2 separate regions of the Mus musculus genome follow, and region 1 is linked to region 2. A link is a contact called in ENCODE Hi-C or POLR2A ChIA-PET data. All regions are on one chromosome and are shown on one strand. The core of a region is the stretch at or near the end of the contact, and the rest is flanking DNA. Distances in the headings are between cores, read along the strand shown. Region 1 overlaps Dstyk (dual serine/threonine and tyrosine protein kinase). Region 2 holds the start of Tmcc2 (transmembrane and coiled-coil domains 2).

Evidence for each region. A loop is a pair of places that touch in the nucleus more often than their neighbours do. ChIA-PET counts read pairs that join two places held with the same protein, here RNA polymerase II (POLR2A).
Region 1: a loop to region 2 is called in a map of left cerebral cortex, with 1.9 times the contacts of the local background. The contact joins the enhancer-like site here to the promoter of Tmcc2 in region 2. A Hi-C loop is called at or near these places in 2 of 37 maps with a recorded cell type or tissue (gastrocnemius and left cerebral cortex). POLR2A ChIA-PET finds 5 or more read pairs at or near these places in 2 of 5 experiments (both embryonic stem cell).

The regions. Positions count from the first base shown.
Region 1 is chr1:132,430,350-132,433,165 of GRCm38, forward strand. The region is part of intron 1 of Dstyk (dual serine/threonine and tyrosine protein kinase); the gene reads left to right. Among named protein-coding and RNA genes, the nearest start is that of Dstyk, 14 kb to the left of the region's middle. Within about 2 kb of position 1,567, at least 1 of the 3 ENCODE cell types and tissues checked has a DNase peak (open chromatin) inside an H3K27ac peak, as active enhancers do; it is gastrocnemius, where a contact is called at or near this core.
Region 2 is chr1:132,390,061-132,392,760 of GRCm38, forward strand. Tmcc2 (transmembrane and coiled-coil domains 2) reads right to left here and starts at 1,326. Exons shown (of 5, transcript NM_178874.3): 1 at 917-1,326. The coding sequence starts at 1,123.

The DNA.
Region 1 (2,816 bases), core at 317-2,816, 41 kb after region 2:
ATAGGGGCTGTAAAGTTTGTTTTAAACTGAAGTCCTGTAATTAACAAATTTTGTTGTTTAGCCCTGGCTTGGGAAATGGCCAAGGTTGGGGCATTGCCTTGTGTGGTTGCTGAGACCAAGGTACAGCTCTGCACAACCTTTTTAGTTCCTTAAATAAGTGCAGAAGCTCAGCTGTTTTCTCTTTCTCTCTCTCTCTCTCTCTCTCTCTCTCTCTCTCTCTCTTCCTTCCTTCCTTTCTTTTTTCCTTCTTTCTCTTTTTTAAAAGCCTATTTCCTAATTTATAAATGAGGACAAAAATTATCTGGTAGAATCAAGTACTTTGAGATGAGGCAAATAACCTCTAGATCAATGTATAAAAAGAGATGAAAAATACCGTCTAGAGCAGATCCACAGGACAGCCTACTCCTTTGTTTGCACTTCTTCCTCCTAACTTGCAGTCTTTATTAGAAGGAAATTCAGTCAAGGTAACTCTGTATTTAAGAACAACCACCATGAAGAAAGACAGAGAGATTAAAGCCTTGGTTTGCACTTAGGACAATTTGATTTGAATTTTCCTGCAGTCAGAGTTGGCAGGGTTAATGTGCGCCAGCTGCGAAGCCTGCTGCTGCCTTCTGGCAGCCCATATGCAGATGCTGCTGTATTAATTACCAGAGAAAACCTGATTAACTCACAAGTCCTATAACTGTCTGCCAGGTGCCTGCTGCAACTCGGAAGCAGGTTGCCTTCCTCCCTCCAATGTCAGGCACAGCTTTTGATCTGTTCTTTAGAGATATGCTAAGACTATATTGTAGGTCCTTAGAGCCCCTGGCTAGTCTAGTCACCTTTGATCTGTGTTTAATAGTTCAGGAAGAGCTTTCATAATTAAATTTACGCACAACTTAAAAATAAAAACAGCCAGACATGGTGACACCGGGCTTAGGAATTAGAGGCAGGTGGATCTCTGAGTTCCAGGCCAGCCTTAACTACTTAGTGTCCAGGTTAGCCAAGGCTACATATTCTGAAACTGTAATAGCAACAGCCAGCAGACCAGTTAAAACTAGAATTTAAAATTGGAAAGAGTGGAGCTGGAGAGATGGCGCAGCGGTTAAGAGTACTGACTGCTCTTCCCAAGGTCCTGAGTTCAAATCCCAGCAACCACATGCTGGCTCACAACCATCTGTAATGAGATCTGATGGCCTTTCTTGTGTGTCTGAAGACAGCTACAGTGTACTTAGACATAATAATAAGTAAATAAATCTTTTTTAAAAATTGGAGTGTTAAAGATGGTCTGACTCTCAGTTCATAGATGAGCAGTGTGAGGATCAGACATCAGACACCCCGCCCCCCAGGGCTGCTCCCTGTGCCAGCTATGCTCTTTTCCAGGGAAGGAAGATGATCGCATCTGTTTTCAGCTTCATTTCTATCATGCACTTATTCAAATCTCACAGACAGCTTAGAGAGCCGTGGAAAAGCTTCATTCGAGAAGGAGAGGGCTTGGATAGTGTTATGTTGAACACCAAGAGACAGCAGTGCCCATGCTAAGGGCCTTCGCAGCTCAGTAGGTTGCACATGGAACCCTGGCAGAGTGCCTGGCAATGGGAGGCAGACCTGGGCTCAAGCTCAGCCCCCGTGCCATTGCACTCGTCTTGGCTGCTTTGACTGTTTGCTTCTGCAGACTATTTCTGTAGGCGAGCTGGAGCACAGGAAGGTGATGATTTAGGTCGGATGAATAATGGGGTGTGTCCCTGCGGTTGGGCTGATGCAGCAGGCTTTATTGGCTTTTCTGTCGCTGATAGTTTGTGTCAGAGGTGTTGTCCTGAAAGGGGCTCCATTGGCTTCATTATCCACTCTGCTAGAGGGAGCAGCAGTGTTAGAACTCACTGAGGGCTGTCAGTTTGCTTTCCTTATAAAACAGCTTCTATGATAGGAACGGCAAGGCCGTCAGTTGGACAGACACTTGTCACTTAAGTGAGAGTCTGGCGAGGGCCAGGAAAAAGGAGGAGACCAGGATCTGTAGGCGAGAGTGAAGGCAGGCTAGCTGACGAACTCTTCAAATTCTGCAGTTGTTTTCTTCACAGCAACTCTCTGTGGAAAGATGGGGTGTTTTAGGAGTGCTGCCCTTTGCAAATGTAATAGAGTCACTTTTGTAGACAACTCTTTACAACCAATGAATTCTGACATGGAACAAATAGACAACTTTCAAACACTGTCAGTCATTGTGTTGGGTGCTGAGGATGCAGAGAATTGGGAAATTTCTTCATGGTTTGATTCTTAGAAACAGTAATAGAAGAACCTCTGCTCTGTATGATATACGTTATGATATAAGGTGAATGAAGGTACGTGGGACTCAAGACTTGCCCATTGTCCTTTCCCAAGTGGTCACTCAGAGAAGTGTTTGTGCTTTCCTGCTTTAAGTGTATGCCAGGGATTAGACCAGCAAGTAGTCTGGTATTCACTCTTGTACTTACTAAATACCTTGCACAGAAATGGGCACTCAGGGAACGCTCTCTACATTTCTAGAGGTGCCCATCTCTTTCCCACGAGAGTAGATTTCTTGTTTTAGTGTTGCTGACAGATGTACTGAGGCCAAGTGCTGCATTCGTAGATAGGCATGGGACAGAAGACCATAATGAATGTAGAGAGGGACAGACCTCTTAAACTTTTCTGGTGATGTCACTTGTGGAAGATAGGGAGCAGGAGACAGGTACATTGTGAAGTGGAACTACCTTTTCAGTGAGTCAGGCCTCTTGCTTGTTGCTTCAGGACTAAAACAGCCCACAGATGGTTTGATGTAATATCTTGTTAGGTGACTAAGGCAAGTAGTCTCTCAGTATTAC
Region 2 (2,700 bases), core at 76-2,575:
TTTCCAAGGCATCAATCCCCAAGGCATTTAAGTTCCTTCCGGGAGCTGACATCTCTCTCAGCCCAGTTGTGAGCTGGCCTAAGGAGCCTGAGCTGGCAGTCCCGATGGTAACTCCAGCAAAGGCGCATTATTTATCCTGGCTGCTGCTGTAATTGATACAGAGATGTATTCAATACAGCTCGCCAATAGTCTGGAAGACCTCGGGCTGGAAAATAAACAGCTCCATGTGAACGGTCCTTTCCAATTCTGGTTCTAGCTGCCGGCTCAGCATGTGTGCAACTTGAACCGAGGCCCCAATCAGCCCAGGCTCTGCCCTGCCACCTGTCAGTTCTCCACCCTGGGGGTTGGTTCAGGAGGCAGAGAGGGATCTCCAAGCACTAGCTTAACCTCTGGCTCCACCTAACGGCAAGACATCTACACCCCCCTTTCATAGATGGACAAACTGAGCTTCGTTCAGGAAGATGCTCAAAAAAAAAAAAAAAAAAAAAAATCCGCACTCGGAGGAGGCTAATTGGCATAGGAAGGTAACGGTCACCTATTTAGCTTCCCAAGCTACAATCTTCTTCTCTAGCCTTCCTACAGAAGGGAGAGTACTGTGAACTTTCTAAGTTAGCATCTTAGATCTCGCCAGCCCTTTGTCTGCAAAATAGGGTTTCACACACGTTCTTCAAACAATCTCAGATGAGTGAGTCATTAGAACGTTTGCTGAATAATGAAGAACACAGAGGACTGAGATGGAGCTGATAGACAGGAACAAATGGTGCCTAGCTTCCCCCTCCGAACCTAGCCGAACATCATTCATCCTCTCTGACCTTTGCGAGCTTCCCCATCACTTTTATTCGGTTAAGACACTTCTGCGAGGGGTGGGGGAAGCTACGTGGCGGGCTGGGCTTGCCTGGAGACGGTCTGCGCTCACCTTTAAATCAGGAGGCTTGCTTCGGGGACCCGGGTTGGGTGCCACCGCAGCGCCAGCATCTGAAGTTGGCCCGCCAGCGGAGTTAGCACTCGAGGCCTCCCCATGCCGGAGGTCCGCGCCTGGCAGAAGGCAAGCAGCGTCTTCCATCCCAGCCCCATCCTCCTCGCCCTGCTGTTGCTGCAGCTCGTCCGATTTGCACCTCTTCATGGTGTAAGTGGGTCGGCAAGGGGAATCTGTCCTTCTAGCGTGCTATCTTGGGGAGAGACCGCACCCCCCTCTTGCACTCAAAAGACCTGGGGTTTAAATTATGGACGAGGGGAGTAGGCAGATCACGAGTTCTTGAATTTAAGAAATTATCTTTTTAAAGGAGGATGAGGGAGGGGCGAAGAGGGGGAGCCTTAGGATAGTTCATTCCGACCTGGGGAGCGGAGGCAGGTCGCGGGCGAAGCCGGGCTGCAGCGGTCCTTAGGCAGTCACTGGCGCGGGAGGGGGGCCGCTCCCGACCCCCAAACTTTCTGCCTCAGGGCCCCGCAGGGCGGCGGGGAGCTGGACCACACCGCGCATCCCCGCCCGCAGGCCGGACTGCTGGGCCAGGCAGGGCACGCGGGAGCCGGCCGGGCGGGTCCCATAGGGCCGCCCTGGGCACCCGGCCCCGCCGCCGCCCGCCGCCCGCCGCCGCCCCGCATGGGCCTGCCTCCTCCCGCCCCGCGCCCCGCTCCTCGTCAGCAGCCGCGCAAGGCTGCGGCCACAGCCCGCCGCGAGCGCGGCCTACCCCGCCCGGGCCTCCGCCCGCCAGCGCCAGGGCGAGGCGAGCGCAGATGGCGCCGCCCGCCAATGGGAAGGCCGGAGGGCTGCGCAACGGCGCGCGGACACCGCTGTAGGCTTGGTTGCACCGCGCGTCCCCCGGGAGGGTCTGGAGGGCTGAGGCTGTGTTGGAGCTCAGCTCTGTGCCGGCTTTGGAGCCACCTCTCCCAGGCTAGGCCTTCACGATCACCCCGCCCATTCGCTTTGTTGGGGGACACATTAAGTGTTTATCATCACTCCCCTAACTCTGCACCTTATATTATATGCATCCCTTCAGTTAGAGACAAGCTAGTCCCTTCTAGAATAGGTGGTTTGGGTCGCAAACCCATGCCTACCTTCATAGCTACAAAAGCAAAGGAGAGGGACTGTTCTGCTACATCCCCTCTTTCTCTGTTTTAAATACACATCTCATAAGAACGCAGGCTTTATGTTTAGAAACTCAGTGCCCAAATACATGCTCACCAGAAGCAGCTTTTTAAAAGGAATGGGTATTAATGGTAGGTATTAATGATATGTACTGAAGACTGGAAAAAGAATGTTACATTTGCCCCATACTATTGCTAAGCAGTTTGGAAGATGAGAGCAGATGGAGCTACCAAAAAATGGAGAGTAGTAGTATTCTACTCTATTAATTCCTATTCGTTCTGCAAACTGTATGCCTTCTTTGGCATGGATGGGTTGCCCTTATTCAGCATCCAGTAGTTCTTAAGGCATAGACTGGACCCTGCATCATCACCATCGTAGTCATCATCATCATCACCACCACCAGGGAACCAGACAGAAATACGAATTCCTGGATACAACTAAATCAGAAGTCATGGACCCAAAGATCCATGTTTCACAAGCCCGTCGGGTAATTCTCACACAAGGTAACATCTGAGAAACACAGGCCTGGGCTACTGTAAAAGGCTGCGCCTCCCCCTGTGAGTCACAGAGCTTTCTCTGAAGGATTTTACAGTTTGCCAGTCTCTTTCACACTC